Regions from separate parts of the Homo sapiens genome. Here region 1 is linked to region 2. A link is an interaction called in ENCODE POLR2A ChIA-PET data of the cell type or tissue named here. Cell type or tissue: PC-9. All regions are shown on one strand.

Region 1 (2,500 bases), 120 kb before region 2:
TAAAAAATTATCTGGGTGTAGTGATATGCACCTGTGGCCCCAGCCACTCAGGAGGCTGAGGCAGGAAGATCACTTGAGCCCAGGAGGTCGAGGCTGCAGTTGAGATGGGTCCCCACCACTGCACTCCAGCCTGGGCAACAGAGAAAGACTCTACCTTAAAAAATATGTATATATATATAGAGAGAGAGAGCTAAAAAACGCTAAACCACCTGAGCCTTCAGCAAGTGGTAATCTCTTTGCTGGTGGAGGGTCTTGTCTCAATGTTGATGGCTGCCGACTGATCAAGATGGTGGCCGACTGATCAAGATGGTGATCAGGATGGGGTGGCTGTGGCAGTTTCTTAAGATAGCAATGATGTTTGCCCCATCAATTGACCCTTCCTTTCAAGAAAGAACTTCGTTCTCTTTTTATTTTATTTATTTATTTTTTTTTTTGAGACGGAGTTTCACTCTTGTTGCCCAGGCTGGAGTGCAGTGGCGCGATCTCGGCTCATTGCAACCTCCACCTCCTGGGTTCAAGTGATTCTCCTGCCTCAGCCTCCCGAGTAGCTGGGACTACAGGCGCACGCCACCACACCTGGCTAGTTTTTGTAGTTTTAGTAGAGATGGGGTTCCACCATGTTGGCCAGGCTGGTCTCGATTTCTTAACCTCGTGATCCACCCACCTTGGCCTCCCAAAGTGCTGGGATTACAGGCATGAACCACCGCACCTGGCCTAGAACTTCTTTCAAATTTGGAGTCAATCCTTTCAAACTCTGCTGCTGTCTCATCCAACCAGGTTTATATAATAAGTCAAAGTCCTTTGTTGTCATTCCAACAATGTTCACAGAATCTTCACCAGAACTAGATTCCATCTCAAAATATGTCTTTGCTCTTCCCCAACAAGCAATTCTTCATGTGTTAAAGTTTTAGATTGCAGCAATTCAGTCACATCTCCAGGCTCCATTTATAATTTTAGTTCTCTTGGCATCTACAGTTACTCCTTCCACTAAAGAATTGGACCCCTCGAAGTTATCCACAAGGGTTCCAATCAACTTCTGAACTCCTGGTAATGTTCATATTTTGACCTCCTCCCAAGAATCATGAATATTATTTTTGTTTGTTTTTGAGACAGGGTATTTCTCTGTCACCCAGACTGGAGTGCAATGGCACAATCACCGCTCATTGCAGCTTCAATCTCCCTGGGTTCCGGTGATCTTCCCATCTCAGCCTCCTGAGTAGCTGAGAGTACAAATGCATGCCACCATGCCTGGCTAATATTTTGTAGAGACAGGATTTCGCCACGTTGCCCAGGCTGGTCTCAAATTCCTGGCCTCAAGTAATCTGCTCGCCTTGGCCTCCCAAAGTGCTAGGATTACAGACATGAGCCACCGCTGTGTGTTTTCTTAATGGTATCTAGAATGGTGAATCCTTTCTAAAAGGTTTTCAGTTTACTTTGTCCAGATTCATCAGGGGAATTCCTACCTATGGCAGCTCTAGCCTTATAAAATATTTCTTTTTTCTTTCTTTCTTTTCTTTTCTTTTTTTTTTTTTTTTTGAGACAGAGTCTCACTCTGTCATCCATGCTGAAGTACAGTGGCTTGATCTCGGCTCACTGCAACCTCCACTTCCCAGGTTCAAGCGATCCTCCCACCTCAGCCTCCTAAGTGTCTAGGATTACAGGCATTTGCCACCATGCCGGGCTAATTTTTTTGTATTTTTAATAGAGACGGGGTTTCACCATGTTGGCCAGGCTAGTCTGAAACTCTTGACCGCAAATGATCTGCCTGCCTTGGCCTCCCAAAATGCTGGGATTGCAGGCGTGAGCCACCACACCTGGCCACAAAATGTTTCTTAAATAATAAATAATATAATTAATAAATAATAAATTAATAAATTACTCCCTGATCTATGGGCTGCAGAATGGATATCGTATAACAAGCAGGAAAATATTAACTTCCTTGCTTGTACATCTCCATCAGAACTCTTGGGTGGCTGGTGTATTATCAATGAGCAGTAACATTTTGAAAGAAATCTTGCCTGGTGTGGTGGCTCACACCTATAATCCCAGCACTTTGGGAGACCAAGGAGGGTGGATTACCTGAGGTCAGGAGTTCGAGACCAGACTGGCCAACATGGCGAAACCTCATCTATACTAAAGATACAAAAAAATTAGCTGGGCATGGTAGCATACACCTGTAATCCCAGTTACTTGGGAGGCTGAGGCAGGAGAATGGCTTGAACTCAGGAGGTGGAGGTTGCAGTGAGCCGAGATTGAGCCATTGCAGACTCTGTCTCAAAAAAAAATTCAAACTGCCTTCTTGACATCTCAAGCATCTCAGTAATGAACACATCCAAAATCACTCTTGATTTTTATTCTTGATTTCATCTCTATTGTAAACAGACATACAAGTTAACAAGACAAAATAAACCTAATACTTGATATTAAATACTCATAAGCATAAGATTCCACCCGTAACAGCAATGCAAATGACAAACACTTGAACATACTTCTGGAGGAC
Region 2 (2,500 bases):
CAGGCTGCTGCACACATTGAAGTGCTAGGGGTGGGGTAGGGTGTGCTGGAGGAGGCATGGAAGCTTCAAGCTCCTTCCCCCATAGGTTGCCCTATGTATCTCTTCCATCTGGCTGTTCATTTGTATCCTTTAAAATATCCTTTGTATTAAAGTAAGTAAAATTTTCATGGGTTCTGTGAGCACTCTGGCAAATTATCAAACCCAGGGAGGGAGGTGTGGGAACCTCCAATTTGTAGCCAAGACTGACAGGTGTTGTGGTTAATCCAGAGACCTACTACCTGAATTGGCATCTGAGGGAGGCCATCTTGTGGAAGTGAGCCCCTCACCTGTGAGGTCTATGTTAATGCTGGTTACTGTCAGAACTGAGGTAAATTTTAGGGCACCCAATTGATGTCTGCTGAGAATAGGAGAATTGCTCCGTATAGGGAAAAAAAAAAACCACACATCTGGTCACAGAAGTGTTCTGTGTTGAGAGTACAGTAGGAGAAAACAGTTTGTTTTCTCCTACTATATGGTTTGGTATCAAAAATATTGAGAGTGGTGTGAATATAAAGGAGTATAAAGAAGGAAAAAATGTTGTTTTTCCTATCACATGCCTTGGTCCTTCTGGCAACCAGCCCAGAAAGAAGTTATCTAGGGGCTCCTGGACACCAGTCAACTCATTAGCATACAAAAACTCTTTTCACTTCAGAGCTTCCAAGGGGTTTGGGAGCTAACGTGCAAGAAACAGGGTATGAAGATCAAATTTTGGGGGGTTTTTTGTGTGTTTTTGAGACGGAGTCTTGCTCTGTCACTCAGGCTGGAGTGCAGTGGTGTAATCTTGGCTCACTGCAACCTCTGCCTCACGTCAGGTTCCAGTGATTCTCCTGCCTCAGTCTCCAGAATAGCTGGGACTACAGGCACATGCCACCACGCCCAGCTAATTTTTGTATTTTTGGTAGAGACGGGGTTTCACCATGTTGGCCAGGCTGGTCTCAAATTCCTGACCTCAAGTGATCTGCCCGCCTCGGCCTCCCAAAGTGCTGGGATTACAGGTGTGAGCCACCGCGCTGGCTATTTTTTTTTTTTTTTAACTATATCATAGTAGAAACAACCCAAATATATCCATCAAAACTGATAAATGGGTAGGGTGGGATGGGGTGGGCGTGATGGCTCACAATTGTAATCCCAGTACTTTGGGAGGATCACTTGGGCCCAGAAGTTCGAGACCAGCCTGGGCAACATGGTGAAACCCCATCTCTACAAAAAACACAAAAATTTGCTGGGTGTGGTAGCAGGTATCTGTAGTCTTAGTTACTCAGGAGCTGAAGTGGGAGGTTACAGTGAGTCGTGATGGCACCACTGCATTCCAGCCTGGGTGACAGAGCAAGACTCTATTTCAGAAACAACAAAAACCAGATGACTGGATAAACAAAATATAGTACAGCCCCACAATGGAATACTACTTAGCAAAACAGGAATGCTGATGTACTGTACAACATGAATGAGCCTTGAAAACATGCTAAGTGGAAGAAGCCAGTCACAAAAAAACCACGTATTGTATGATCCCATTTGTATGAACTGTTCAGAAGAGGTAAATGTACAGAGACAGAAAGGAGATTATTGGTTGCTTAGGGTTAGAGGGAAGGTGGGTTAGAAGAAAATGGAAAGTGAATGCTAGTGGGCACAGGGCTTCTTTTTGGAGTGATGAAAATGTTCTAAAATTGATTGTGGCTATAGTTGCACCACTCTGCATATACTAAAAACCACTGAACTGGGTACACTTTAATAGGTGAAATGCATGGTATGTGAATTATATCTCAATAAAGCTGCTATTAAAAATAGTTGCCAGAGTCAGGCACGATGGCTCACACCTGTAATCTCAGCACTTTGAGAGGCCAAGGCAGGCAGATCACCTGAGGTCAGGAGTTCAAGATCAACCTGACCAACACAGTGAAACTCTGTCTCTACTAAAAATACAAAAATTAGCCAGGCATGGTGGCCCATGCCTGTAATCCCAGCTATTCAGCAGGCTGAGGCAGGAGAATCACTTGAACCTGGGAGGTGGAGGTTGCAGTGAGCCGAGATTGCGCCACTGCACTCTAGCCTGGGTAACAAGAGTGAAACTCCGTCTCAAAAAAAAAAAAAAAATAGTTGCTGGGGGCCAGGCAGAGTGGCTCACACTTGCAAGCCCAGCATTTTGGGAGGCTGAGGCAGGAGAATCGCCTGAACCCCGGAGGCGGAGGTTGCAGTGAGCCAACATTGTGCCACTGCTCTACTGCCTGGGTGACAGAGCAAGACTCCGTCTCAAAACTAAATTAAAATAAAATAAATAGTTTAAACAAGTGTAAACACAAGACTAGAAATAAATACATCAAAATGCTAATGATGGTTAGAGGTCATCTTATCCAAACTCCACATTTCAAAGATCAGGAAAACAGCTGAAAACTACAGGGAATTGCACCTCAAATATGTTCAATTCATGAGTTCATAATGATACAAAATAAAAACCAACTAGTTA

The links. Peaks named below come from ENCODE experiments on the same cell type or tissue, not always from the same donor. Only the 100,000 strongest peaks of a DNase experiment are listed, where the experiment ranks them.
Region 1: POLR2A ChIA-PET joins it to region 2 with 6 read pairs; 4 of 35 experiments call an interaction of 5 or more read pairs at or near these places.

Annotation. Positions count from the first base shown.
Region 1 is chr1:52,871,919-52,874,418 of GRCh38, reverse strand. All of the region lies in intron 8 of ZYG11A (zyg-11 family member A, cell cycle regulator), which reads right to left. Among named protein-coding and RNA genes, the nearest start is that of ZYG11A, 30 kb to the right of the region's middle. In PC-9, no CTCF peak of the experiment used is centred here; no DNase peak of the experiment used is centred here.
Region 2 is chr1:52,749,904-52,752,403 of GRCh38, reverse strand. All of the region lies in intron 1 of ZYG11B (zyg-11 family member B, cell cycle regulator), which reads right to left. Among named protein-coding and RNA genes, the nearest start is that of ZYG11B, 25 kb to the right of the region's middle. In PC-9, no CTCF peak of the experiment used is centred here; a DNase peak (open chromatin) is centred at 1,333.